2 separate regions of the Mus musculus genome follow, and region 2 is linked to region 1. Evidence: chromatin loops called from intact Hi-C (ENCODE). Cell type or tissue: gastrocnemius. All regions are shown on one strand. Links, peaks and the distances in the headings refer to the core of each region. The heading gives the core; the rest is flanking DNA.

Evidence for each region. Hi-C counts contacts between places; a loop is a spot of excess contacts. Peaks named below come from ENCODE experiments on the same cell type or tissue, not always from the same donor. Only the 100,000 strongest peaks of a DNase experiment are listed, where the experiment ranks them.
Region 2: it touches region 1 in a loop (6-fold over the local background); 7 of 42 quality-filtered maps call a loop at or near these places.

Annotation. Positions count from the first base shown.
Region 1 is chr17:7,448,900-7,464,410 of GRCm38, forward strand. No RefSeq gene overlaps it. Among named protein-coding and RNA genes, the nearest start is that of Gm36458, 40 kb to the left of the region's middle. In gastrocnemius, for the core only: no CTCF peak of the experiment used is centred there; a DNase peak (open chromatin) is centred at 7,356; H3K4me3 peaks cover 357 bases; H3K27ac peaks cover 3,081 bases.
Region 2 is chr17:7,527,354-7,542,864 of GRCm38, forward strand. No RefSeq gene overlaps it. Among named protein-coding and RNA genes, the nearest start is that of Gm33086, 41 kb to the right of the region's middle. In gastrocnemius, for the core only: no CTCF peak of the experiment used is centred there; no DNase peak of the experiment used is centred there; H3K4me3 peaks cover 2,557 bases; H3K27ac peaks cover 4,379 bases.

The sequences.
Region 1 (15,511 bases), core at 5,221-10,220:
GAACACAAGGCCACTTTTCACTGTGATGAGGTAGGTCAGCATCATGATCTTCCACGAAGCCTGTGTGCTTGATGCCATACAATAACCAATCTGTCTTTGGATGTCTTCAACAAACAAAGCGTTTGGTTGTTTACTTTTTTGGAGGAATGGTGTTTAGTTCTGCTGGCCAGGATGAAACTATCTCTTGTATATTTTATCCAACTAGACTTTGGGCTCCAGCTTTGATAAGCATCTTGTGTTAGGCTCAGTGTGTTCCTTACTGTGTGACAGAGAGGGACATCACAATGGCTGCTGCCATAAACATGGAGTGAAAACAGTGTGCTCACAGTGCGAGTGGGAAGAACCCACGGGCATGTGCTATGGTTCTAGAGGGAGAATGCAGGAGCACAATGACAGGCCTCAGGATCATAAGAAGTCGTTCTTTTTGTTTCCATTTGGTCGTGTGTATCCCTGAGTTGCCGAGGTTCCTTTCTTAGAGGGCTGGGGAGATGCATCCTGTGATTTGGAACTGTGAAGACAGCCTAGATGGGTAAACTCTCTGGCCATCATTACTTTATTTATGTTTTGAAGCTGTGAGCCCAACTGTGTGCCCTTGGTTGGTAATAAAACTTCTGAGTTGTGAGAGAAACATTTTTCATTTTTACTAGCTAGGGCCAACTTGATCTTGAACGTACGTAGTTCTTCAGAATTCACCAAGGACTATATGATTCTTATTTCTCAGCATTCTGTCCTCTTCCCCTCCACCACTGATTGATCTTCTCTCAGGAGATATTGATAAGTATCTATTCACTCCAGATAGGGTGCCGACAACAGGCCATGGAAATGATTCCCCCCAAGTCTACTTAGTGAACCAGTGAATGAGGGGCACATAGCAGGAGCATGGATAGCTCATAGGCAGCTGCATCATGGAACAGCCTACCTAGCATGGATGATGTCATGAAATAGCACCCCCCCCCATGGGTGGCCAAATATTTATTAAAACTATACCTGGACCATCCTACATCTTTTAGGCATCTCAACAGATCACAGTCAGTAATTATTACTGTTATATAACTCAGGGATGGAGGGATCTTGTGAATTACAACTTCAGGGAACTCTCGGCCTTGTAGATTTCATTTACTTCCTGGGCCTTGCATGTTTCATCTATTTCCTGACTCTATGAGCCTCCCTCCTCCCTCCAGAGGATATGGTTACATAGCACTGTACCCCTTCCTCCATTTTTATATTCTTTTGGCTTCCTCTTATACAATGTTCTCTGATCCTTGAGGCAATATCACCTGATTGTGTCCTTCCGTCTATGGCTAAAGCATTGAGTCTCTATTTCATAGCAACAGTCTTCTTCTTCTTCTTCTTCTTCTTCTTCTTCTTCTTCTTCTTCTTCTTCTTCTTCTTCTTCTTCTTCTTCTTCTTCTTCTCTTCTTCTTCTTCCTCTTCTTCTTCTTTCTCTTCCTCCTCCTCCTCCTCCTCTTCCTCCTTCTTCTTCTTCTTCTTCTTTTTTCTGAGACCGGGTTTCTCTGTATAGCCCTGCCTGTCCTGGAACTCACTTTGTAGACTAGGCTGTCCTGGAACTCAGAAATTCGCCTGCCTCTGCCTCCCAAGTGCTGGGATTAAAGGCATGCGCCACCACCACCCGGCTGCAACAGTCCTCTGAAGGCCTTGAGAAGTCTCTAAAGTATACCAACCATTGCAAAAAGAAGTCTCCTTGACCAACTGCTAGCAGCAGAACTCCAAATTATTACAAATATTTAGAAGACAATTAGATAGGCCTATCATCTGTTTAACAAAACAGTATCAGTGGCCACCCTACTGGGCCCATGAGCCTCTCTGTATTAGTCAGGGTTCTCTAGAGTTACAGAATTTATGGTATGTCTCTCTATATTGAGGGAATTTATTGTGATGGCTTATAGTCTGTAGTTCAACTAACCCAACAACTGGCATCTGTGAATGAGAAGTCCAAGAATCTATTAATTGCTCAGTCCCACGAGGCTAGTTGTTTTAGCTGATCTTCTGTAGAAGTAGCTTCCAGCAGATGTGCTGGCAAATAAATGCAAGCAGAGAAGAAGAGTCCTTGTATAGGCCTCCAGCAGAAGGTGTGGCCCAGATTAAACGTGTTTACCACTTTAATCTGGACCTGGGACTTGCTGTATTCAGGCTGACCTTTAACTCAGAGATTTCCTTGCCTCAGTCTCCTGGGATTAAAAGCATGTACTACCTTAGCCTGGGTCTAAGCTTTTCATGACCACTATTCTTCAAGATTTCTGTGCCAAGTTCCAGGTTAGAAACTTATGTCTTCTAAACTCAAGGTCTGGATCACAGGTGAACCCTCCAATTCTGGATTGTAGTTCATTCTAGATAGAGTCAAGTTGACAACTAGTAATAGCCATTACAGCCTCCAACCATAGGCTTTTGCCATGACAGATAGGAGTTTTTGCCTGTGAAATGGTTGTTGAATTCAACAAGAAATCAACTGGTTGTTCCCATCACGACTCAGATATCAACAGTTGCCACTATTGTAACTAGTGGGCACATCTTAGCATGTTAGAGTCTGTAGTTGGACAGGATGATTGGTGACAGTTTCTCCCCTGGGTAACTCCCATGGCACCTTATGGCACCATGAAAGCCAGCCAGAAGGAGGAGTTTCCAGAGCAACCTAAACCTGACTTCTTCATGTTCTAAAGCCACTGCATGTAATGTCTTCAGCAGCAGGTGCCCACCGTTCAGTTCTTGCATGCAACCAGGAGTAGTGTCAGGGCTTCCTTGGTTTGTGTAGCTCACCGTCCAACAATTTTCACCATCAACATACAGCAAGGCTGATTCCCACTCATGCAGGGTGCTTTCATTTGACCCCTTAACTGCTCTTCTGTATGTCTGTAAGATGGTTGTATTTACAGAGGTTGGGCAGGATCTCTAAGGTTCACCATTACTATCTGCCGCAGACCCTCTGGGTCCCTGTGTCAGTTTGGAACAGGGCAAAGCGTGGATGAATGACAAACAGACACACACAGGAGAGATCGTGTGGAATCTGAGTGTAATTTTCAAATCGAGCATCAGACTTTTTATGCAGAGGACAATAAGGAAGTTGGGTGACATATTCGAAAGGTACAATTGAGGTAACTGGAATCTTACATAAAACAGAGGAATGCAAACACAAAACGTCTAACGGGAACCACCTGGGATAGAATACATTGATAACAGCTGGATCAACAAGGGCTCCACCTAAGATTCACTAATCTTAGAAGCCAGGGTCAATGGCCATTGTAAATATGTGTGTATGGGTGTAACTCTGCTACAGTTCTAAGTATCTATTCTGGTTTCTCCTTTGGTCTGAAACTTCCTTCTTCCTTAGTGATGGTAAATTCCTGTGTAAGGGAGTGACTTAGCTTTTACAATCTTACTGAATTCCAAGCCCATGATCTTGCTCAAGGACATTTCTAAGACTGTTGGAACACTGGCGGAAGGCTTTAGCCATGTCAGAATTCAATTTTAAAAAGCACTTATAATAGGAAAATACTGAAAGAGAGCACGTGGATCCATACACTAGACTAACTCGGGAATGGAAAATTAATGTATGGGTAAGGAATGCTAGACTCCAGGAGGAGAGCTTCCTTGAAACTCTTTTGCCTCATGAGTGACTTTTAAGCCTTTAGGCTTGTCCAGCTGACTCCACCGGAGAGCGTAACAACTATCTCCATGCCAGTGCCGATTAGTGTTGGACCGCTAAGGGGGTACCAGAAAAGCAGTGTTAGCAAGGTCCAAGCCAGCATCAGACAATCACATCACTGCTCTCAGTTTCTTCAAATGAGCAGGGACGGTGATGGGGGACACTACCCTGTCTAGGCTTCCATGACCCATTGACATTTTCAATGAGCTGTTGGCCTGATGCAGAACTGGTATGCATCCACCCACGCCAGGAGGTCTTAGTGGGGCTAACTAGCATAGCTCAGCCTGGCTCAGGCCCATAGGCCTATGTTGTAGCCTGCCATGCTTTCTGCTAGAGCTGAGGCTCTGCTTCTGACAGGCTCCAGGCCAGCACCATGGGCCTTGCCTTTTCACTAATCTGGCTGCTGAAAGGCCCCCAGGCCAGGCAGATCACCTTTGCTTTCATGAAATAGAGGCGCATAGAGTGAACATGGAGACACTAACTGTCTGCCCCCTAGAACAACTTTACCTGCGCTGACTTATCACTTTTGTCTCCTGGAACTGTTCTCAGGCCTTGAAGCCTTCTAGAAGCCAGGTAGCTCAGCAGGCAGCTTTCTAGTACGTTTTTCCTTAGGAAATCCAATTTGACCCACACCTTGGCACATTTGCCTGAGCCTGCTTTGTCTCCCTCCCTCCCTCCCTCCCTCCCTTCATTCTTTCCTTCCTTTTGCATGCTCTCTTGATTGCTTTAAAATTTTAGAAACTCAATTTATACATTGGTCTCAATATTTAGAATGGTCAGAGGCTCTCTTATCTCACAAAGATCACATTCTACTGATGCCTCATATCAGTCCGTATGTCCCTGTGCAGTCGGCCTCTCTTAGCTCCGCCATGCGTGTGTTCTTCTCTGACCTAGTGAGCTGGGCATCATTCGCTGCCTTGCTCATGCCTAATTCTCTCAGTAACGCTCATCCACCTTTTACTTCAGTTCCTGGTAGTCATGGAAGCATAACTGAGTATCCTTAATAGCTCATACAAACCAGTCAATTGGAGGCTATTGACCTTTATATGTTATGCTGTCTTTGTATTAAAAACAGAAAATTACATCACCCAGTGCTTCTGGTCCCATGACAGTTAGATCCCATCATCCTGTGTCCTGTAGCCCAGGAATAACCGGAGAGAGTCTCTCTCATTGCTTGTTTAAATGTTTTTCCCAATCTCAAGCCATTAGATACAATGTATTCTTTGAATTTAATTGTTTCTTGTACTAGACCAGTATTATGGGACTCACTTGAGCACTGAATCCTATATGTCCCTCTCCTCTCTATTAAAGGTCGGACCTGAGAGCTATTGTCTATCATTCCTACCTCTGCCCCCCTTTCCTCCTCGTCGTCTTTATGTAACCCTTCCCGTCAGTTCCAAGGGTTGAGAGCCTAGGGAGGACTCTTTAGCCCGGATATGACTTGAGCTTTCTTTCCCTTGTCTCCTGTCAGCCGAGAGAAACTTCAAACATCCCCCTTTCGATTTTTTTTCCAGCAAACCAGAAGCTAACACAGACATTAGCATCTGTGTGTCTTTGCCATGTAATTTACCTTACATGGGTAAGTTCTTTGTGGGAAGGTAGATAAACCTTAGCGTCAAGTCTTATCACTCCCACAAAGAGGGATGCGATAGACCCACAACCTGTTTATGATCACGTCCCCCCAATGCTATTTTCAAGGACTGCCACATATTCTCTGGACCATCATGAGTTTTAGGGGCACCTTCATGGAGTGGATCCCATTTACCCCACTATGAGCACGCAGCTATCCAATCAAGCAACTAAACAAAAAACCATGGTGTTTTGTGTTGACAGCTGCTTCTGAGCATGAGGCTCTGTGAGACTTCATTAGAGAGCACGGATTTATTTTCCCTAGAAGGCATCATTGCAAAAAGCTTCTTGTTGAGGGGATTTTGTGTCCATGTCTGCCTCTCAGTGCTGGGACCCCATCTGGTCTGAAGCTGTGCAGGCCTTGAGTGTGCCGTGATATTCATAGTGTCTGTGAATTCCTGGCATATGTGCATCAACCCTTTTGCATCTGGAAAAAGCTGTTTCCTTGAAGTCATTGGTTTTAGAAAATATTTAATCTCAACCAGGGGCTTCTACCCCTCTTTTGATCATTCAGTTCCTGGATAAAACACACACATGGCCTTTATATTTATAATAAGCCTCTATTATCACTAATGCTGGGCAGATATCTACTCTTCATGCTATTAAGATCTGTCTTATTGATAACCCCAAGTTCTTACTTACTATGTTTCATCTGGGCTGTTCTTTTTTTTTTTTTTTTTTTTTTGGTTTTTCAAGATAGGGTTTCTCTGTATAGCTCTGGCTGTCCTGGAGCTCAGGCTGGCCTCGAACTCAGAAATCCGCCTGCCTCTGCCTCCGGAGTGTGGGATTAAAGGCGTGTGCTACCACACCCGGCGTGGGCTGTTCTTAATTCTAACTGGGAGCCCTCAGGGCCATGTTTTCATGACTTCTAACGCATAGTGTCTTTCTTGCCTCTTCCCCCTTTTCTCTCTCCCTTTGTAGTTTCCTCTGACCCTTAAGCCTGGGAACTCCAAGCTCTGCCTATCTAAATTCTGCCCAGCTATAGGCTGTAGCCATTTTTATTCACCAATCAGAAATAACTTGGGGGCAAGGTCACATAGCATCACTTGGGTCTAGTGTGGACTCTCTGGGGCAGCCAGGCCTTGGGGGCTCACACTTAGCATTTCAATACATAGCAACAGAACAAACAGAGATTCCTGAGCCTTGAAGGGAGGGGTGTGATAAAGACATCCCACTTATGGCTCTCACTTTCTGCACATTGGAGTGAGTTTTCTGGAGGAGGCATTAGCAAACATCTTTTAACCCTAAGGTAGAGAGAGTGCTCATAGTAAACCAAAGAAATTATTCTACCCAAGCCTAGCTGAGTAAACCAGTGAATTTACTGTGGTTACTCACAGGAGTGTGGTAAGAGGTGACTTAAACAACACAAAAGGGAACCAGATGGGGACCTCTAAGTACCTCAAAGCGTGGATCATTCAAGCACATCCTGCTTCAGCTTGTATGGACCATAGTGTTTATCTCTTTCTTCTTCCTCCTCTTTTTCCTCTTCTTTTTAAAAACTTACTTATGTATACAATGTTCTGTCTGCATGTATGCCTGCACACTGGAAGAGGGCATTAAATCCCATTATATATGGTGGTGAGCCACCACGTGGTTGCTGGGAATTGAACTTAGGACCTCTTGGAAGAGCAGACAGTGCTCTTAATTATGGAGCCATCTCTCCTTGTCACATAGGTGACAAGTCAAGTGCTCTCCTACTTTAAAAATAATATGAAAATTTTATTAATTCTTTGAGACCTTCATACTTGTATACTACAAATTTTGATCTTAGCCACCTCCTCCTCCTAACTCCTCCAAGGCCGGCCTGACTCTCCTGGCTTCTCTGCACTTTCCTCATTGCCAGCTGAGTTGAGATGGTTCTTTTCCTTTCCCTTAGCATGTTAGATAATGCTAGTGTAACAAACAAACAAATGGAATTCATTCCTTGTCTTTTTGAGACACATGAGCTATTAAGGAACCTTCCAGATCTAGATTACAGCAGGCCCAGTGGCCTGGAAAAGCAAATGTGTCCAAGTCATTTCCTCTTGGCAGAGCAGGATTACCACTAATCCACTCTCGTCAATCAGTCAATCACGGCTGGATGGCTGCTCCCACTGTGAGGGGGTAGATCTATTATTTGGGATAGATCTATGTTTTTCCTCATTTTTTTTTTGAAAAGCCATAAACAGGAATAGGATAAAAAAATAAACACGGAAAAGACATCAAGTTTTATTCCTGAGGTTGAATTCTGAGGAAGACGGTGGTAGATCTGTTAGGGCCGCAGCTGGATGGAATCAGGTGAGCTATTTAGCTTTTCTAAAGCTTAGCTTTTGCACCTTTGACGTGTTGCAACAACACTTACTATTGCTATTGAGCACCACATGGTTGTGGTCTAGGGAGAATAGTCAAGTATGTCTCTCCAGGAGCCCAATAATATGACAGCTTATTAATTATACAGAAGAGGAATTGAGATATATTACACACCTTGCAGGTAGGAGGAAACCTGCGGAAGAAGAGGTAGTTAACTCTGGCTGATAGCGGACGAACCAGAACCAAACGAAAACCCAACTGGGGCTCCATACAGTGGTGCATGTGTGGAATCCCAGCCTCTGACAGGTGCAAGTGGGAGGGCAGGAGTTCAAAGGTCAGCCTCTGTTAGTGAGTGCCTGGGGTACTAGGGTTTGTTCTCAAAACCAACCAAGTAACCAACCCACCCACCAACCAGACTACTTACCCAAATGAGAAAACAACAAAAGAATAATAAAACAAATTATCTTTGAACAACACCCTGGAGAGGGGGGAGGAGAGGGAAGGGGAGGGGGGAGAGGAGCAGGAGTGGGAGGGGAGGGAGAAGGGGAGGGAGAGGGAGAGGGCGCAGAGAGCAGAGAATAGAGTAGGTTGTTTCCGCCAAGTCGACAAGTCAGGTCTGTGAGTCTACGGAATATGGCCAGGGGAATGAGCTAAATACTATGAGCGCCAAAGACTAATTTGGACACGGTAACGCAGCCGTGCTGGAGCAGAACACGCTGCGACCTTCCATTTCCTCTGGCTCTTGCTGGGCCCCAGTTTAAAAAAAAAAGTCTCCTCAGCCTTTCTTTTTATTACATTTCCAAACCCATATGTTGGAGAAAGCCGAGAGGAGCAGGACAATCTTGACTTGGAGTTTGGAAAAAGTGGGGAACATGGAAAGCTTACAGGAGGCACCCAGAGCAGCCCCGTGCCAGCTTGATGACCTGTGGCTAATGTTCATAGGAGAGGCTCCAGTTACTTCCTGTAGCCCAAGACCCTGGAACATGCCTGCAGGAAAGTCCGCTCTGAATACTGGGAACAACCTACCACAAGGAGGAATTTGACAACCAGACCAATGGAGCTGCAAGTTAGACGACTACCTCTTGGGCTGGCTTTGCTGTAAACACGAATTCAAAATTGCCCAGGGAAAATCTTGTGGCCTATTAATTCCCTCCCCGACCAGTCTGTTTTTACTCCTTCTGTGGGTTTACAGTTTGCTTCCTGGTCCCAAATCCAGGAATGGCTAGAACATCATAGCTACTTTGTAGATGATTAAAACCACAGGGGCCTGGGGCCATGAATCAGTTGGGTAGGGTGCTTGTGGGGTAAACATGAGGACCTGAGTTCCATCCCTCAGCATCCATGCTAAAAGCCAGGCATGTATGATGCACAAGTGCCTGTAACCCTGGGGCCCTGGGGGCAGAGACAGAGGGTCGCTGGGTTTTGCTGGCAGCTAGTCTAGCTCTAGGTTCAGTGAGAGAGAGAGACCTTGTCTCAAAGGAATAGTGTGGAGAGTTATACAGTGATAAGCTTGAAGTCCTCCTGTGCCTCCATGTGGGTACATAGCTGCATAGAAATGGCGTGTGTGTTATGTCCTTTACCATGTACACATCTGCACACCAGCGCCACCACTGGCACCTCTCACTCTCCTCTATCACCACCATCACCATCACCACCCCTCCCCCCACCACTCAGAAGCGTCTCATTTCAGGGATCCAAGGGGCCATGACTCCCCATGTCTTTTTTCCATAGTGGAAAGGAAGCCTTTTCTGCCTGTTTTTATACTCACTCCATTTCACAGGAAAGCATCCAGGGGTCACTTCAGCCGCTATAGATACATAAAGCCTAAACAGGCCCGGGGTGAAGGGGAGGAGCTGGGGTGGGGCAAGAAATAACCCTGTGGCCTGGGACAGGCACTCGCTTGCTCGCTCGCTGGACAGATAGATAGACAGGCAGTGTGTCTCCCCAGAACTCAAGCTCCTTCCTGAAATGCACTAATCCCCGCAGGTCCAGACCTGGTGATTCTGACAGGTGCCTCTTCAGAGACATCTGCTCATCATTCCTCGTTGTCACAGGATGTAAGGTGCAGGGGCTGAGTGTCTACTTCCCTGCTGTGACACAAACCTAAGGGAACAACCAGAATTTATCTCATACCTCGTTTTAGTAGTTTCAATCCATCCTGGCTGAGAGGATGTGGCTCAGCTGAGACATTTACATCATGCTGGCCAGGAAGCAGGGAGGGAGAGGGAGAGAGGGGAGGAGGAGAGGGGGAAAGGGAAGGGAGTGGGGGAGAAACAAGTCTAGTCAGTTGTTCTTTCCCCTCTTGCATCTCATCAGGTCTTCAGCCTGTGGGATAGAGCCGCGCACAGTCAGACTGTGCCTTCTCCACTTAGTCAATACAGTCTAGAGAGCTCATAAGGATGAGCAGTGCTGTGACCAAGGAGAGTGGGCTCCTTGCTCGCTGGGTGCCCTCCATGACTCCTGGGACATGCACAGATTTATCAGAAGAAAATAAACAATGTAGACGGTGTGAGGTGGCACATTGTGGCTTCAGGAACAGATGTAGGAGCTAATCCTACTTTGAGCTCACTGTAACCGGTAACGGTGACAAAAGGCACGTGGGACATGGCATGCTATGTCGGCTTTCACCTGTCTACTTCCCTGTGTTTCTACACTGACCACCACTGCTCAAGGCTTCAGATGCTCTGGTTTCCCCACTCCCCAGAGCCTTTGCTCACCATCATTCCAAACATCCTATATTTTATCGGGGTGGTGTGGCGCATTTGAATTATTTCTTAATTTTTATACAGAGTTAGCCATCCACATCCTCAGATTCAAGATGCTGTGAATCCAGAGTATTTGAAAAAAGATCGTAAGAATGTATATTTTTTTGTCATTTTTCCTTAAGCAGTTGAGCTTATCTACACAACATTTACATTATATATCAGTGTCTTAGGTTTTCCATTGCTGTGAAGAGACACCATGACCAAGGCAGCTTCTATAAGGACAGCATTTAACTGGGGGTGGGTTGCAGGTTCAGAGGTTCAGTCCACTGTCAGCATGGCAGGAAACATGGCAGTGTGCGGGCAGACATGGTGCTGGAGCCGAGAGTTCTAGATCTTGATGTGCAGGCAGCAGGAGTCTGTGTGTAACACTGGGCATAGCTTGAAATGTAAGACCTCAAAACCCGACCCCACAGTGGCATACTTCCACCAACAAGGCCACACCTCTTAATAGTGCCACTCCCTATGGCCAAGCATTCAAACACTTGAATTTATGGGGCCATTCCTATTCAAACCACCACAGTTAGGTATGACAAACAGTAGAGGTGACTTAAAGAGCATGGGACGATGCCCATGGACTCCATATGAATGCTACATTTGCTTTATTTATTTATTTATTTATTTTGGTTTTTTGAGGCAGGGTTTCTCTGTGTAGTCCTGGCTGTCCTGGAACTCACTCTGTAGACCAGGCTGGCCTTGAACTCAGAAATCTGATTGCCTCTGCCTCCCAAGTGCTGGGATTAAGGGTGTGTACCACCACTGCCCAGCTTACACATGCTTTATAGAAAGGGATTCAAGCATCTTTAGACTTTGGTATCTGTGAGGTCCTGGAAATAACCTTATTCAGATACTGTGAGATACTGTATGCTGGTTGTTTCAATTTTTTCTATTGTAAATATTATTAAAAGCGGGAAGCATCCTGCATGCCCATTTCCCCATATTTTATTTTAGCTAGGGGTCACTGTGTAGATTACACAGGCAAGGACTGAGGGCCATGTGCAGAGTCCCAGGAGGCAGCGGTCCAAGGAGCCTAGACTTGACATCTATCCTGCCTCCTTATCAATATGTATCAATATGTATCAATCAATACATATCAATACGATCTTCTCTATAGCTTTTTCACTTGTTTGTTTTCAGGGTCCCTCAAGTTCTTCAGAATGTGTGGAAGTCAACCCCCTGCCCCTGCCCCTGCCCCCGCCCCCGCCCCTGCCCCGCCCTGCCCTGCCCTGGCCACACGCTGGTGAAGGGACCTGAAGATTTCATGACAAATTGTGTTGCTTGAATCCAAAGTGCTGCACCACAATTCTGGTTGGTGGGGGAGAAACCAAAGACTGTATGTGGTTTTTCTTTTTATGCAACCAAATATCAAACACTTGCATTTTTGAGAGAAGGTCTCTCTGTGTAGCCCTGTCTCTCCTGGAGCTCACCCTGTAGACCAAACTGGCCTTGAACTCAGAGATCCCCCTGCTTCTGCCTCCCAGGTACTGGCATTAAAAACATGCAGCACCTAGTCTGGCTTTTGCTTCATCTTAAGTATTTATTTTCTTCCCCTTTCCTTTTCCTTTCATGGAGAGCCATAGTGCTTCTGTGCAAGCAGGCAGGAGAGACTTGTGCAAATGCAGAAAGTTTCACAGTACGTGTGCCGGCTTGACTGTGACCCTGAAGATATGTGCCAGAAACTATGCCCTCAGAGCCCTGTTGTCCTCGGAGGTGGCATCTAATGGGCATAATTTGGGTTATTGGGACTCTTCCTCATGAATAGCTTCATGCTGTTATTGTGACAATACATCCTTTATAAAACAAGGAGTTTTTCTGCTGCCCTCACCTCTGCTGTGGAATGCCTTCCACCTTGGGATGTCCCAGCAAGAGGGCCCTGGCCAGAGCCAACACCTTGACTATTCTCCCAGCCTCTACAGCAATCTCGTCTAAACATTTTTTTAGAAACAAAATTTTGACTTATTTCGATGCTGTGAGTGATATTACAGAATTTTAAAATAGTACCAGCCAGTTGCAGTAGGGTAAACAATCTCTATCATGTACGGCGTCGCTGTGTGCCTGACAAAGAAGGCTAACCCCTGGGCTTCTCAGGGCAGCCCTAGTAGGAAGCACAGGCTGCTTTTCTCTGTCTCACTCAGCACTGGGGAAGGAGTTTGGACAATGGTTGCTTTGTTAGCTAACTGCATGCTGATCCCTCTGCTACTAGGAGCCAGCGCGGGGAGACCCAACTCTCAGGAGTTGGCTGCTCTGCTGCAGACATCTTAATGACTCCAAACTTGTATTTTAACCCAGCAAGAAAGTCACTGTCAAAGAGAATGGTAATTAGTCGTGGGTTTTTAAATAATTTACGAACTTCAATAAGAACAAAATCCTAAAGTAGTAATGTGTTTCAAATTTGAATTTGTAACAGCTGGGCTCTTTTTGTCTGTTCTAAGTATAATTTTATTATTCTAAATATTTTCTTTGTGTTCAGAAAAAAGTTCTACCTTTATTTTAATGTTCTGGCCAATGCATTCCAAATTAGGTCCCAGTTCATGCGTATGTCTTTTTTTTTTTTTTTTTTTTTCCCTTGGAGACAGTCTTTTGTAGCCCAGGCTAGTCTTGGACTCCTTCACGTTTTGGGTGCCAGGATTATAGAATTTGAATACCATGTACTACTTATATGTTTGTATCTTTAAAGAGAACTCCATACAGGACTAAGGTTTTTAAAATGGCAAATTTGCCAAACCAACATCTGCTTATCCCTTCAGAATATGTACATATATTCCAAGTTACATATAAATAGACAATTTGAAATAAGCTCCTTCTAAAAGCCTCACAAGCCAACTCCATTTCCCTGTCTGCCTTCCTCTTTCCCTCTCTTCCCCTCTCTCTCCCTTTCTTCTTCCTCCTTCCCTTTGTTCCTCTCTCTCCCTTGCTCCCCTCCTCTTTCCTCTCTCCTTTTTTCTTCCTTCCCCTTGAATTTTCTTTCATAGGTGCGAGAGAAAGCAACTCCCCTTGTGTCTGTACCCCAAGCTTGAAAGGACAATGCTGGGATTTGAATAAAAGTACCTCATAGGCTTGTTTGTGTCTTGAGTTCTTGGTCACTTGGTGCTAATGTGAAGGCTGTGGGGCTTTTAGGAGGTAGGACCTGGCTGTAGGGAGATAGGTCTTTGGTGTTAGTGCCTGGTTCTAATTCCAACCTAGCTCTCTCCTCCAGCCACGTGAAGACCTACTACCTTCGCTGGTGTCCCGAGGGATCCCTACTGTGACTGAAGTCCCTCTGAAACCATGAGCCCAAATAAATTCTTTCTCTCTAAGGTTGTTTCTCTCAGGTATTTTGGTCACAGCGACACAAACAAAAATAACACAGAAAGTTGGTTCGACAGAGGTAGGGCCATGCTCACAAACCCAGCTATCTGCTTCTTAGGACTTTGGAAGCCGCTTTTAGAAGAATGTTGAAGAGTTTAGAGATTTGAGCCAGAGAAGCTTGAGAATGCTGTAAGCTGAGCTTAGTGAGCCATTCTGGTGGGAGTTCAGACTGGGACGCTGATGGAGGTTGTGATGGTTGATCTTGACTGTCAACTTGACCCTCCTAGGAAAAGGGAACCTCAGTTGAAGAATTGTCACTGTTAGATTGGCCTGTGGCCTATCTGTGGGACGTTTTCTTGTCTGATGCTCCATGGGTACACATGAGTGTCCAGCTCACTGTGGGCGTTTCCATCCCTATGAAGGTGGGCCTGAGCTGAATGTGAGTCTGGAGCAAGCTAGTAAACAGCATTCATCCATGCTCTCTGCTTCAGTTCCTATCTCCAGGCTTCTGCCTTGTGTCTCTGCCTTGGCTTCCCTTGACGGACTGTAACCTGTAAGCTGAGATGAGCCTTTTCCTTCCCACATGGCTTTTGGTTGTGGTGTTTGGCAACAGGAAACAAACTAGGATGGAAGTGTAGACAGGAGAGACCGCTCTTGAGGTATCACACAGGAACAATGACTACCAGGAACTAAACTGGAGGTCATTTTAACTCCATCACTATCAGCCTGCCTCTGGACCATGCCCTGAAAATGAAGTCATTCTGGATTAAAAAGTAACAGACTAGTAATTGTCAGTGAGAATTTCAAGACAGCTTAACAGGCTATTTGTGACTGCTTTGAGCCAGGGATATACTAAGAATTATGAAACAAAGAGCAGTAAGAAGAAGAAAAAGATGTTTGGATAGGAAAAGTGTGTTTAACACAGACAAAGCAAAGTGGTTGTAACTGTGAGAACATTATTAGAGAGAAGCTGTATGCTCTGAACTATGACCATAGGCAAGGTCACAGAGCCACGTGGAACCTTCCCAAGAGAAAAAAATGCAAACCCATGAGGAAGACTTTCCACTTGAAGAGAGTCGCAGCGCTGTTCTGATTTAGCGGGGCTGCCCGGTAAAGGTATTTATTTATTTATTTATTTATTTGTTTATTTATTTATTTAATCAGTTCAGTTACTACATCTGTAGTACAAGTGTTCTGGACTCCACAAATATTCTGCTATCTTTAGCTGACAGTGGAATTGTCCGTGGGGTGTTACCTTTGCAAGCACGCAGAGCAGTAGAGTTGTAGTCATGGGGGCTTACACCAACTGTGATGCCTATTCTTGGTTGTTAAATCTATGTACATCTGGAATTAACTAAAACCCCAAAAATGGAGGAGCACACCTGTGAGGGATTTTTACTTAATTTGAAGTGGGAAGTTCTATTTCTAATCCAGATCTTTAAGGTGGGGAGATACACTTTTAACCCAGATCTTTTGAGGTGGGAAGACCCACATCTCATCTGGGCCATACTTTCCGCTGGAAGTCTAGGTGAAGACATGAAAGAAGGATGTTTGCCCTCTCTTTGACTGCTTGCCTTTGATTCTTTCACTGGCATTAGAGCTAACACCTTCACGATTTCAGAATATACTGAAAGCAGCTGAGACATCCAGCCTTGTGGACCGAACAATGAATTCATTCTTGGACGTTCCATTGGTAGAAAGCCATTGTTGGATTAGCAGGACCACAGCCTGTAAGTCAGTCTAATAAATCCATACACACACACACACACACACACACACACACACACACACACACTCATTCTACAAGTTCTGTTCCTCTAGAGAACCCAGTCCCCCCATCTTTCCTTTTCCTCTTCCTCTTCCCTTCCCACCTTCTTCCTCC
Region 2 (15,511 bases), core at 3,528-8,527, 77 kb after region 1:
GTCAGCCATTGCCCACTGCCATAAAACCAACCACCAAAAGGCATGAGCTGCCCTTGACACACCTTTTCAAGGATAAGAAGATTGCCTGACTCACAGTGCCCCACCCCTCTAATCTGTAGATGTTCAATGTAAACTGCCCATGTACTTACATCTCCTCAGAGCTTCACTATAGAATACTGTGGTTTCTCTGATCTATCTAGGCTGTTGGTGGCTTTGGAAACTAGGCCAAGATTGGTTCTCCCATTGTAGGGGTTACAACGTAACAAACCTTGTTTCCAAGATCTCTCGATCTCTAACGTTTTAACTTCCCAGGGTTAGACAAAGTGACATGCTCTGGAGATACCTGGGATGCCCCTACAACGTCACCTAGGGCCTGCCTAGAAGGGCCTTGTACCTGCCCTGTGGTCATTTGGATGTTATTATTATTTTTTAATTGGTTAAATTTGTTCTCTGCTGACTTCCTACATTCTCCCCCTTCCTTGCTGGCCTTCCCTGTAGATCTCTCTGTGGCTCCCACCACAGGGGGGCCTCCAAGTACTGGGAAACATCTCAACCCACAGGGGTTTGTCTCCTTAAAGATGGCTTCTTTTTATTTCCTCCCATATTTTGTTCCTCCTTCTAAGAAGGATGGAAGCGTCCACACTTTGGTCTTCCTTTCCTGTGAAGGCTCGATGTCCCAGTGTAGGGGAATGTCAGGGCAGGGAGGTGGGAGTGGGTGGGTGGGAGAACACCCTCGTAGAAACAGGGGGAGGGGGGTTGCAGTGGAGGTAGGGGACAGGAAAGGGGATAACATTTGAAATGCAAATAAAGAAAATATCCAATGAAAAAAATAATAAAATAGGTAAACGGAAAGAAAAAGAAAAAAAGAAAGCTCCTTTTATTTCTTCCTTCCATTGGGGATAAGCACAAGGGCCTTTTGCTTTGGTTTTGAAGAATTTCTGATCATCCTTTAAAAATTTAGCTGCAGGTGCCAGTGAGATGGCCCAGCAGATAAAGCCAACCGTTGTCAACCTGAGTTCTGATCCGCAGCCTCTCTAAGTTGCCCTCTGACCTCCACAGGTGCGCGCTGGAACCCTCCCCTGAGCCATGAGTGTGTGCACATGTCCCCCAATAATAATAATAATAATAATAATAATAATAATAATAATAATAATAAATAATATTTTAAAAAGTCAAGATTAAATTGTGTGTGTGTGTGTGTGTGTGTGTGTGTGTGTGTGTGTGTGTGTGTGTGTGCAGGACAAGAGGGAGAGACTTATGAGAGTGGAAGAAGACGTCTTAAAGGTGAAGAGGCTAAGGAATGCTTGTGATAGGAAAGTTAAGAGGAGGCCTATTGCCGGGCGTGGTGGCGCATGCCTTTAATCCCAGCACTCGGGAGGCAGAGGCAGGCGGATTTCTGAGTTCGAGGCCAGCCTGGTCTACAGAGTGAGTTTCAGGACAGCCAGGGCTACACAGAGAAACCCTGTCTCGAAAAACCAAAAAAAAAAAAAAAAAAAAAAAAAAAAAAAAAAAAAGAAAAAAAGAGGAGGCCTATTACCGACTGCTCTTCTGAAGGTCCTGAGTTCAAATCCCAGCAACCACATGGTGGCTCACAACCATCCGTAATGAGATCTGACGCCCTCTTCTGGTGCATCTGAAGACAGCTGCAGTGTACTTATATATGATAATAAATAAATCTTAAAAAAAAAAAGGGGGGGAGGCCTATTTGGAGGGAAGGAGGCAGGGGCTGTGGAAAGGAAGGAAGGAGAGGGAAATGGAGGAGAGGGAATAAAGGACAGTGTAGAATACATATAATGAATGTATAATGTATCATGAAAATGACACACCAAAGCCCATTATCTTGTATGCTAACTTAAAGAATGAATAATGAAATGGCAGTTGATTGAACACAAAGTATCTGCTTTGTGTGGATGTTATTCCTCTTCCCAGTGTTCCTTTGTTCCTGAGAGGAAAGGACGGCTGGGCAGGTGCTTTCCTCCCAAGACCTCCTGAGGTGTTTAAAGACAGAGGCTTCCGCTTGGATGAAAGCTCTCTATTCTTTTTGAAAATGCTCGTAGCCTCCTGTGCAGAACACTAAACAGGATTCTTTATTAGGTATTAGTCATCCCACTGCCTGAGAGAGAGAGGCTTCCCACCGCTCTAGGACTTCCTCTTGTCTGACCCTGGCGCACCCACACCCTGATACAATGGGATATAGCATTTTTAGTCTCCAGACAAGATTTCAGAGCACCCCAGAGATCCTCTACCTCACACCCACCTAGTTCCATGGAGGCAACTGCTGCTACCCTCCATCTGACCTTTGTCCTTCTGCTCAGACAACTGCTCAAATTGCTTCTGTCAACTTGGGACTTTCCAGAAGCCACACACTCACAGGAAAGGCTCTGTGTCAGTGTGTGGGGTCTCTGAGCTCATCATCCTTAGGCCACCATGCCCTCCTTGTTAAGAACAGTGGCCCCCTTCCAGGCTCACAACCTGGCCAAGGCCACTTAGGAAACAGAAAAGGGAAACCAGTTAACACACATACGCACTGCAGACATATGCACCCCCCAAACATACACATACAAACACACATACATACACATCAAACATACACATACAAACACACATACGTACACATTAAACATACACATACACACATATGTACACATTAAACATACACATACAAACACACATATGTACACATTAAAAATATGGAAACAGTTTAAGCTACAAAGTGCAAACTTTCAACGTTGGGATATAGGTATCATGTGTGGTCTACTGCAAAATGCCAGTAAAAAAGATAAATATTATTTAACTTTCTACCTCAATTCTTGGCTCCCTTTCCCTTGGGAAAGTACTCTCCCAAAATGTACAGTAGACATATATTTTATGTCTTGACTCAGTTTCTCCTCTACAGCTAGCAACAAATATTCACACAGCCTCATAATGCAAAGGGCATTGCCCTAAGTGCTCATATATTCATTTATTCAGTCTCAACAGTCCTGTGAAGATGGGTGCCAATATTATCCTCATCTTATATGTGACAGAATTTAGGACCAGAAAGGTTAAAGAATACGTACAAAGGCACAGATCCGGTTCAAGGCAGTGCTAACTCGAGTGTCCAGGATGTGTAGGCTCAGAGCGTGCCCATCCACGGCTGGGTGACTTGAGGTGGCTCTAACGGCCCAGGGAAGCTGAATGCAAGTCTCTGGTCCCGGGAAAGCATGGGTTACTGGGTGCTACAGTGAACCAGGCACTATGGGAACCTCTTCAGATGTATTCTCTATTCATAACCACCCCAGCTCTTTCCAACTGCAGCTCTTTATCCTAGAGTAGAAGTTAGAGGTTCAGAGTTGTTTTTCTTTGAGTTGCTTAGTGATCAGTAAATCTAACGATTGCTTCCACTTGGGATGGCTGACTATCTACACTAGGTGAACATGATGAGCCAGCCTAAACAAATGAGATGCAACAATAGCATTTTCTTTGAGCTATACTATAAACTCTATGCTAGAGAGATTTCAGCCATCTATGGGGAAAAAAATCTCATATCAAACAAGTTTGCATTCTTTTCTGTTATTTTTAAATTACAGAATTTTCTTCAGTATACCCCTACCCTGCTTTTGGCTGAAGTTGCCAGAAAGTTTGTGGTGAATTTTTGTGGTTCCTTAACATAATTGCTTTCCCTCAGGTGTTTGGTGTATTATTTCTTTTTCCTGGTGCCTCTTGAGTCTGTACAAACACTATTCTCTCTCTCTCTCTCTCTCTCTCTCTCTCTCTCTCTCTCTCTCTCTCTCTCTCTCTCCTGCTAGTAGAGGAACTAACAAGCACTTGGAATGAATTCACCCTTTCATGGACATTAGCCCAGTAAAGACCTAGATCCGTGTTCCCTGGGCAGGAGAGGAGCCTTCTGCCAGCAGAGTATGATGGCTGGGCTGGCTGCAATGCACCCATGGGTAACGGGAAGGTCCTAGTTCCTTTTGGAAAATAAGGTTGAAGCAAAGATCAAGAGGCAGAATAGTGGGAGAAGTGTCCCAAACACAGAGAAAATAGAGTGTTGTATAAAGAGAGAAGGAAGGGCAAGTTAGCACAGTGGCTCATGTCCGCAATCCCAGCATCAGGGAGACATTGGCAAAAGGATTGCTGTGAGTCTGAGGGCAGCTTGCACTACACAGTGAGTTCCAGGCCAGCCTGAGCCTCTTAGAAAGACCTTGATTCAAAGCAAAACAAAAATAAATGAGCACTCGCAAACAAACAAACACAATCAGGTTAGAGCAGTTCAAGAATAGTGGAGTTGGTGTGGCAAGACTGGGCCCCATTGGTGGGAAGGAGCCAAGCAGGCTCTTGTTGGCTGTGTCTGAATTCTTGCCTTTGCAGGACAATGGGAAGCTGTTGTGATTTTTCAGTCAAGGGACCAGAATGCAAACAGAGAGAACGAACAAGTGAAATGTTAAGAAGCCAGTGCAGGCTGTGAGATATGTACTGATGGTGGTGCCAGCCACGGTGGTAGATGTGGAGGTGAGGAGAGAAGAGGGTGGGGGTGGGGCAGGCACTTTGAAGATAAAGCCTGCATGGAGATCTTTGGGTTCAGGGGTGTGGATCTACTGACTTCTTTGCCATCCAAGTCTGTCTTTTTGTATCTTGGGGTGATGAACAATCAATCAGGCTGGGTGTGTCAAAGCCAGGGACTCTGGCACCCTTTACTGGGGAAGTTGGTTGCTTTTACTACTGCTTTAGTTGGCATTGTTTTCATTCATTCATTCATTTTTGAAAATTAGTGAAACAACGAACCAGGGCCAATTGGACATTATTAAATTCTTTAATAATAAACCCCACAAATAATGTCCTATTTGTTGAAAACATTGGCAGTTTAAGATCTCCATTAGATTACTGAAAAAAAAGGATGTATTTTTTTATTCTATGTGTATGAGTGTTTTGTCTGTATAAATGTATGTGTGCCATGTGCATGCAGTGCCCATAGGGGTCAGAAGAAGGTGCTAGATTCCCCTGAAACTGGAGTTGTGGATGACAGTAGCCATGTGGGTGCTGGGAACTGAACCAGGTCCTTTGCAGCACAGCCAATGCTCTTAACCACCGAGCCATTTCTCCAGTCCCCTAGGTAGGTTATTAGAGATGAGATTTATCCAGAAATTAACAATGAGGAAACTTATAAAACACATGTATTTTATTAAAATCGTAGATTTGAGTAAGTATATGTTAATTTTGGTGGTCTGGGTAATATCCTATTTGGGAATAGGGGCTCTTAGCGTCCTTTAAGCATAGTGAGTTTGTGAATCAGGCCTTCTGGGAAGATGAACTGGGTATTAATCCAACTTGACTTCTAACCAAGGGAGTTATTTCCTGAGGGTTGCTTTAAAGATCATCTGTGTCGCCAGGCATTCCTTTCAGTGTGTCTGATTGCTCTCCCTTCCTGATCCTTCCAGGTTTCAGTGGCTCAAGTTTTCTCAGTCCTTCGATCAGCTGCAAGAGAGAACAGTATGTTCTGCCAGGAGGCTTAGGATAGTCTCAGGCTGGTGCCTCTTTCTTACACCTCCATTTAGCTTAGAGCTTAGGCAGGACTCTAGTCCCCCATGTTCTCCGACTAACAAAGTTCCTTCATCTACATTCTGTCTCTAGTCTCTTCTGGGAAGATGACTGCCAGCTTGGTGGGTGATGCTTTCAGGGAGAACCAGGGAAGGCAGGCACAGTGCTACATGAGTGAGTGAATGCTTTGGTGAGTTTTTTTCTGGCTCTGCAGCTAGAGGGTTTACGGTAAGGCTGCTTGCTACTTTGTAACTGCAATTTTGCTACTGTTATGAATCACACAGTGAATACCTGTGTTTTCCAATGGTGTTAGGCAACCCCTGCGAAAGGGTCATTCAACCCTACAAAGGGGTCGCAACCCACAGGTTGAGAACCACTGTGAGTTTAGCCCCCTCTTAACTGTTTTCCCTGGAAACACTTTCCTGTTATTCCATACTTTGCTATATTGTTTAAAAATCTGGAACAAAAGTGGGTTCACAGCTATTAATTTCCTCTGGAATAATAGTGTTATCTTCCTCATTTGTTATTATTCTTAGATTATTGCCTGGTAACTAATTTCTCTTATGCATCTCCCCTTCGGTTACCAGCTTCTTCGTTTTTTTCAGTGATGAGAATTCAGCTCCGTGCGGCTGAAGCTGGTGGTGAGATGTACAGACTTTGTAAGCAGGGAAAGGTGGGACTACAGAGGAACCTGTGTTGTCAGGGCTTGTTCTTGTCCCCCTTCTCACCCCACCTCTCTTTGTTGGCTTTATCCTCTTAGTACAGGTGGGCTTCCCTGTGTGGTAGGTTGATGTGGGGGCAGGCACACCTGGCTGCACCCTTCTTTAGGCTCGATCATCCCAGCAATTGTCTAATGAACTTGGCTGCCCTTTGTCCCTGGTTCTCTGGAGGAAGCTTCTAAAACCCTTGGAATTTCCTGAGTGAAAGATAGGAGTGTCTTTGTTATTCGTTGTGGGCTGCTGGACCACACCTGAGTTTATAGCAAAGAAGTGACTCATGCTTGGCCTTTAGATCACACTTCAGGATGGGGCTGGTCTTGCTGGAGAGCTAAGGCCACCTGTGAGGCCAGTGTAGGCTGTGATGCTAACTGGCCCTCCTGGGAGGGGAGCATCCAGGGGCTCCCACAAGCCTACTTACATAAAGAAACCCCACGAGAAAAGTTCTGGTTCGTAGATGCCAACGTCCTGGGAGGCTGAGCTGCCCGGAGGTTATGGATTGCTATGTTTGGAACCCTTCTAGACATCACCCCATGAGTCTCCCACTTTGGTCTGGATTTATTCCGTTTTGCGATATTAAAACTGTTTTCCTGAGGTCTGTGAGTGGTTCTAGGGGACTATGAAAGCCAAGAAGGTCACAGAAACCTCTAAGTTAATTTTTTTAAACTTTTATTTTATTTTGCGTGTGAGTGTTTTGTCTGCATGTGTGTATGTGCACTGCATGCATGCCTGATGCCCATGTAGGTCAGGCATCACCCCACACAGCTCTCCCTTTGGTCTTGATTTATTTTCTAGAATTGGGGTTGGAAATGGTTGTGAGCCACCATGTGGGTGCTGGGAACTGAACCCTGGTCCTCTGTAAGAACAGCAAGTGCTCTTAACCACTGAGCTACTTCTCTAGCTTCCAGACCTTTGTAGTTTCAGTAGTTGGTTAGAAGTGTGTGGTGTGAGGTTGGGACTGGCCACTCCTGAGTTGCAGCTGAAGTAGGAAGTGAGGGCAGGCTATGGGGCTATTAACAGGCTATTGTTCTCTTAACCTGTGACAAGGGGCTAGCCCAGGAGAGAACTGCATGCTACCCACTTGGCAAAAGAAAAGGTAGATGTCTTTTTTTTTTTCCCCTTAGCATCCAAAAACAAAAACAAATGAACAAACAAAACAAAACTCCAAAACCCCAAAACCTTTCACACAGGACTTTGGAGAGACTGAATAATGCTGTCACCTTTGAAACTTGAACCAGCTGTTGGAGGAGGGGCAGCTCTGTGGAGGAGGGGCAGGCTGCACTGAGAGAATGTGGAAAGTGCCTCTCTTGGTGGACTCGGATCCTTATCTGACCTGCATGCTGCAGTGTCCACAAACATGCGCATGCCGTTTACATCTGTCTGTTCCTTGAACTTGTGTCCCTGTGGCTAGTGCTGGCTGACGGATTGGAACAGAATGGGATGAGAGCCGGTTTCAAGTGATGGTACCGAGAACCAGGATTCTCTTCCACCTCTCTCTTGTTGATGTGCTCTTGGCCTTGTGTTCATACGGTGTACCATAAGATCAGAGAGATGTCACCCAGACATGAGATCTTTACCATAGTAAAGTCAGCTAGGTCTGGAAGTTGTAATGGGCTCATAGCGGGTCCCCAAAGACAGCTCTGTAACCTGTAAGTATGACCTTAGTGGGGAAAAGTTCTTTGTAGGTGTAATGACTGTGAGAACCTTGAGAGTCTTTTGGGTTACCTGAGTGAACCCTAACAGCCACCAGTAAGCATCATTATAATGTTTAGATTTAAAAAGGAAGGAAAATAGAAAGAGGAGCTCCTCCCACTCCATCAGCTCCTCCCACTCTATCAGCTCCTCCCACTCTATCAGCTCCTCCCACTCCATCAGCTCCTCCCACTCCATCAGCTCCTCCCACTCCATCAGCTCCTCCCACTCCATCAGCTCCTCCCATTCTTCTCAGTGCTCCTTTCCCCACATCTTTCTTCCATGAAGGCCTTTGTCTCTTCATATGAGAACAATTGACTGGATTTAGGGCTTACATTAGTTTTGTTTTGTTTTGTTTTGTTTTCTCATTGCTTTGACAAAATACCCGACAAGAAGCCAACTCAAGAAGGAAGAGCGTATTTTGCCGCACAGTTTGGTGTTCCAGCCCATAACAGTAGGGAATCAGTGGCAGGCTTGTGAAGCGGCTCAGTTCACTGCCACCGCAGTCAGGAAGCAGAGAGTTATGGATGCGCGTGCTCAACTCAGTTTCTCCTTTTTACTCAGCTGAGGACCCCAGCCCATGGAATGGCGTGCCTAGAGGCTTGCCTCCCAGGTGACTCTGGATCCTGTAGTTACTTACCAGCATTAGCCATCAGGGTATATTGGCTCTATACAGAGAGTCAAGCATGATCTCTTTATCACCTTTCCAGTTAAGATCACACTCAGTGTCTGCGTTGAGGGTCTTCCTAATCCATTACAGACACCAAAGACTGATAGCCAGACTAGGGTCGGTGATATCTCCAAAATGCAGGTTCAGTTAAAAAAATTATCTTATGAACAATTGTTATCGAAACAACATTTTCTGTAGGAAATGTGGAATCTACCTTCCTGTGAGTATAGGGATTGATCAGTTGCTGCTTATAGAAAATGCAAGGTCTATGCCTGCCTGGGAATTGTTTGTGTTGATTCAACATCAGGCTGTCTTGGCTTTGTGTTATTGTCTGGAATGTCAACAGTGTCTGACATGCCATTCTGCCATGATGATTTGATTAATTTCTCTTCAGAGGATTTGGTGCTAGCTTAATAGATTGTCACTAACCCCAGGCTCCACATAAATAAAAGAAGATGACAGATATGACATGTTTACTTATGAAACTGAACACAGGCCCAGTGTTGACTTAAATGCCATTCTAACTACCTCAAAGCATGATGACTTTTTGTTTAGTTGAATAGAGCTATATTACGGCTCTTTAAAATTTTGACAACTCAAACCCAAAATAGTGCATTAATTGCTCTAAAGAAGCAGAGGCATTTAGAAAACAACAGAATTTTAAGTATTAATTTTATGGTGTGTATGTCATTGGATAGAACCATGGGTTTTATAGCCTTGTTTCCATTAAAGGGCACCACGTGTGTTGATGTTCCTACCTCTTCCCTTTCTCCCTTGCCTCCTGTCATTATTCCAATCCATTCCCCTGTAGCCGCACTTTCTTTCAAGTTTCATGTACATATGTGATTTGATATATCCATGTAATGCCTAGGATTCACAAGTGAGAGAAAACATGATTTTTGTTATTCCGTTTAATTTGATGATGCCCCATTAGTTATGTTTATCCCTGCAAACAGCTTAGAGTCATTCTTGTTTATGACTGACTAAAGCTCCATTGTGTACCGATACCACATTTCCATTATGCACTCGGGTGTCATTGGGCTCTGGGGCTGCATCGAGGTCTTGGCCTTTGTGACTAGTGAAGCTGTAAACTCAGATACGCAAGCATCTCTGTGCTGTGTTAGCGTAGAGTCCTTTGGGCTCTATATACCCAAGGGTGGTGTATGTGGGTCACATGACACCATCGGGTATGATTTTAGTCTTTTGAGGAGCCTCCATACCAGTTTCCACAGTGGTGGGACTGGTTGCTCATCAATAGAAAATTCTATTTTCTTAATAATTAAAAAGGTTTTAATTATTTTAAAAAATGAAACTATTCAGAATAACTGTTTTTGGATTTATTTTATGTGTGTATTTTGCCTATATGTGTGTATGCATGTACATCATTTATGTCCTTGGTGCCTGCAGAGGTCAGAAGAAGGCGGCGTCAGATCCCCTGGAACTAGACGTGTGAATGGTAGTGAGCCAATTTGTGGGTGCTGGGAACTGAAACTGGATCCTCTTCAAGAGCAACAAGTGCTTTTAATTGCTGAGCCATCTCTCCTGCCCCAGAATCAATGTTGAAGTCAAACTTAACAAAAAATAATGGTGAATGTACAATGGAGACTGAAGTGGAAAAATTCCCTCCGTATTCTGTACACTTCCCTGCCGCCCCAGGCTCTGCACCTGATTGCTACCTAAGTTTCATCTTAGGTAGCACAAAGATAGAGTGTAGAGTAGTTGAAGTCTACACTCCCTTCCAGCTCTAGTATCCCGTGACTCTACAGACAGACCTGCTTTACAACAGACCACACAGGTGAAAGTAAACGGTGGGAATACAGCTCACCTCTGGGAGCATGCAGCAGCAGGCCCTCACAACAGAATCACAAGCAAGGGCAGACAGTGCACTAAAACAATTGAAACAGAAACTTGAGACTGGGGTGGGGGAGGGGCACTGATTCATTTCTAATATGCGCTTTCCCTCTTCCTTGGCAAACTAGCTCTGAACTGAAAAAGTAGGAGCTGCAGGCTGTTTTTGGACTCTTGTGCTTGGAGTCCTAGGCTCTTTCTGAGAACACCCTGATGTATTCCCATTCTCTCTCTGAGGATGCGAGTGGAGGCTGTGGCCCTTCCTGTGCGTGCACAGATGGCAGAAACATGGCAGCCCTTTAGCAGCAGTAGAGCCTGTCCACAGGGCATGTCCAAGGAGAAGGAAGCCAGTCTAAGGAATGGCATGCTTAGGACAAACTGGAGGAAGGGAGGTCACGGAGAAGGAAGCCAGTCTAAGGAATGGCATGCTTAGGACAAACTGGAGGAAGGGAGGTCACGGAGAAGGAAGCCAGTCTAAGGAATAGCATGCTTAGGACAAACTGGAGGAAGGGAGGTCACAGAGAAGGAAGCCAGTCTAAGGAATAGCATGCTTAGGACAAACTGGAGGAAGGGAGGTCACGGAGAAGGAAGCCAGTCTAAGGAATAGCATGCTTAGGACAAACTGGAGGAAGGGAGGTCACGGAGAAGGAAGCCAGTCTAAGGAATAGCATGCTTAGGACAAACTGGAGGAAGGGAGGTCTTGGATGCTTTCCTAGGAATGAGAACATCCAGCCACTTGCTTTTTGCCAGAACAATAATCTATAGCTCAAGGAATGACATGATTTCCTTAGCCAGGGCTTCCCACACTCAGGCCCAGGGGACTTCATGTGGTCACACATCACTTCATGTGACAACTGACTTTGCCATGATAAAATAACTTGTTAGCAAAGGACCTGCCAGACAGAACCCAGTGTCCTATGTTTTAGAGAAATCCATGTATAGAAACTATAAACAATTTGGAGCAGCTTAAAATCTTTTTCTTATTTATTTTTAAAGTTTTTCTTATGGTTGTATTTGACAGTGCTTAGAGAGGAACAAGTCACACAGATCTATGCCTTTCTCACTTGGAAGAGCCTATGGGACTGATTGGTCTGTCTCCATGGGAGCCATTAGTAAACAGAGGTCCACCCCAGAGCTCTTTCCAAGTGTATGGGCCATGGATGCTACACGGTGCCTTTGAGTGTTTCCATGCTCACACGATCCCTGTGATATGATCTTCAAAGAACCCAGGATGCTATCAAAAGTCATTTGTTTTCCTATATGACCCAGGAGAGCCTCGATTCACTGAGAACAAGCATGAATCTCAGTCTGACACCTCAGTGACAGACTGGAGACTGGCTGCAGAAGGGTTAGTATTGAAGACAGCTGTCTGCTGGGAAGCCTGATTTCCAAAGGAGGCAGTGCCATCGAGGGGGCTTTGAGGGATCAGGTAATGAGGAAGGAAGGGTGAAGAGGCCAGCAATATGTAATCAGGAGTGGGATGAAGCAGTGAGTGACATTCCTGCCTGTTTCCTCTCAAATCTCATAGCTCAGGTGTGGGCTAGATGATAAATGCTCCAGCAGTCTCTCAAGTCATAATTGCTTTGCAGTCATATGTATCTGTGTTGAATTCACAGTCTCTACGTTAGATACTCTTAGTCCCATCTCCTGTTAGATACAGTTACCTGCTGCTCTGTGAATCTGCTGGATTGTGATTAATGTGTGTTTGTTTATACTTCATTTAGAATAAATCCCAGTGAGAATTACTTCTGCCTTTACCAGCAGTGGTCTTGTCTCAGGTACAAAAGGAAAGAACCCCATGGATGTAGTGGAGACAGGGCTAAGCATCCTCTAGAGCACCGGGACTGTTCTTGGCTTATATGACATGCATAAATCATACCAGAAGTCATTGTTGCTACATCTGAGGAGAGGACAAAGCTTTGTATAATTATCAGAGATTTAGAGACATTTGGATAGAACATACATACATTTATATCAAACTTGAAGACTTAGAGAAACAAATTAAAATATAGATGGATGGAAGCCATTGTACCTTTATGGGTTAGGGTAGCTGGATGATGGGCAGTTTTGGAAATGAAATGTCCTAAGATCCATACAGTGGAGAATTGGTCTGAAGCTACAGGAGCTATAGGTGGAGACAGTGGGTGGAGCCTAGTGACACATTAAGTCATTGGAAGGTTTCTTTAGAAGGGATATTGGGAACTGGCTTTGTTATCCTCTTTCTCTCTGTTCTTTGTCCCCTCAGAAAGTTCAGTCTCACAACAAGCCCAAACATAATGGAGCCACATGGCCATGGACTGAGATTTCCAGGAGCTAAAATAAATATTTTTCTTTATAAGCTTCATTATTAGTTTTTTTTTGTTACAGTAACACAAAACTTGGTAATACACATTAGTACTTTGCTTAATTTATTTAAGCAAATTAAGATAAAGTTTTGTATCTCTGATATCTAGAAAACACTAAAAAAGGCTATTTGTGAGGGCTGGAGGGAGGATAGTTAGTGAACACTAACTGTTCTTGCAGAGTTTGTGGGGTCGGTTCACAGTACCCATACCTTCGCTCACAACTACCTTTAACTTCAGCTCCAAAAGATCTGTCGTCCTCTTCTGGTCTCCATAGGTATTGCACACATGTGGTACTTAGATATAATATACAGGGAATACACACACATAAAATAAAAAAACAAATAAAAAGGGTTATTGGTACTATTTCTAAGGGACAAGTTTCAGCTAAATTCATAAGTGAAGTCTGATGTCATGATTAGGTTTGTGAATTCTGGGAGTGATGTGCTTGGATTCTAAGCTCAGCCTTTTTAAGTTCTTATGATTCAGATTCATCATCTATGAAAGCAAGCCCACCTGCCTGATTCATTGTGAGCACTTAGCATATATAATGTTGAGGACAAGACCTGGCTTGAAATGTTTGACACTGACAGGCTAGTCTCATTATTTACTGGAGTTAGAAACATAATATATTTTTTATTAGTATGTATTAAAGTCACAGATTGTATAAGTAGAGGACTTTCAATTTGAAAAAGAAGAAACTAAGAACTTTCAAAAGCATAACTATCTGTAGCCAAAGCCAACCAGGGATGCTAAGACAGAAGACCCTGTTAACCCAAGGAAGGAGTTTATGAATAAAGAGACACTGCCTTATGGCAGTCTGGTGTTCGCTGTGGAGTAGGGAAGTGTATATGGATACCCACTCATTGGAGAAGGACGTAAGCATGAGTATGCAGGTGCTTATGGAGATCAGAAGAGGGCAGCAGATTCCCTGGAACTGGGGATACGGGTAACTATGAGTTCCTTGACGTGGGTGCTGGGACCTGAACTCAGGTCCTCTTCAAGAGCAACAAGTGTTCTTACCTGCTGAGCTATATCTCCAGCATAACCCATAAACTGGCTGTTTTGTTTTGATTTGTTTCCTTTGAAAGCTTATATCATGTCCCAGTCTCCGCAGTCTCCGACCAGCGGAGACAAGAACGACATGGACACCAAGGTGGGTTCACGTAACAGCTTCTTTACTTGTTCTCCTTCTTGCAGCTTTTCTTACGACCGCAGCTTCTACTACTTACAACAGCTTCTCTTACTACAACTAGCTTCTACTTAGGGCAAGGGCTAAACTCCTATCTCGTGGCAACTCCTACAAGCTTCCTATACTGACCTCATCTAGCTCCACCCACATCATCCAATCATAATTCACACACACTCCAGGCACGAGCTCAGGTCGGTCACCAATAGGCTGACAGGTCCGGATCACGAGGGATAGTCTAGCCCGGCAGGCAGCCCACGCTGCAGCCTCACCGTCATGCTTGGGCAAGGCAGTAAACATCTTGGCCCATGCAGCTGCACCCGCTTCCCGCAATATCATTTGACCTGAAATTTCTTAAGATGCATTCAAACAAAATAGTCAGGACGAAATTGAAAGACTCACAGCATGAGGACTCCCCCACATTCTGACTCAGGAGAGGCGACACCCCAAATCATTCTCGAGAAATGGTCTTGATGCAAACTGTAAGAGGTTTATTTGGGAAAGACCAGTGCACTGGAGACGACTCATATCCCACGCAGGGGTAGAGGAGTCAACCACGAGCTCAAGGGGTAAGGGGTTTATAAAGGCAAAAACCACAAACACCTGGCATTGGGCTATAGAAAGGCAAAAACCACAAACACCTGGCATAAATAATTTTTCATGCTCTCTCAGGATTTTTCAAAATTCACATTTGCAAGGATCATCTTCGAGGCAGGCGCTATATCTCTGCTATGATGTGTGTGTCTCCAAAAGTTTGTGTACTGGAAAGCTAATTCTAAGTACACATCACAGTGGTGTGGAAGTGGGGCCTTTGGAAGCTAGTTAGGGTTAGATGCATTCATCAAGGTGGGACAACCATGTTGATGCTGATGGCTTTGTTTCACCGTGTTGGCCCTGTGTCAGGCTGTGGTGCAGCAAACAGTCCTTCACCAGCATCATGTTCCTGGGCTTTCCAACCTCCAGAACTCCCGAGTTAAGTGTGCTTCTATTCCTTATAAAATTTTCAGTTTGTGATATTCCATTATTACAACAGAAAACAGACATGGATAACACACAGTAGCCAGAAATAAAAATCAATGAAAGTAGTGGACAATAGGGAACTTTTTGTTAGTCAATAAAGATAGGTATATCTATATATATGTATATGTCTAGTATATGTGCATGTGTATGTATAGTAGTATATGTGTATGTATATGTACATATATAGTAGCTGAGGATTATTTCATCATGGGAAATGTGAAGATTATAATTTTAAGTACAAAAAGGTTCTAAAAATCCTTCTTATGATCATCATGGGAATCTCCCTGTGGGATGGAGGAGTTTGTGTCTCAGGCACTGAGTCACCATACCCCTTCCCCAGGTTATCCAGTTAGGGCAGACAGTGACCTGCTGCCCTAACCATGGCTCTTTGATACAGTCTGGTGATGACACATGAATCCTCAAATTGCTTACTAGGAAACAGTGGCTCCTTCTTTGAGTCACTAGAAGGATGGAATGCATGTTATCCTTCTATGAAACCCTCTTTGCCCCTGAA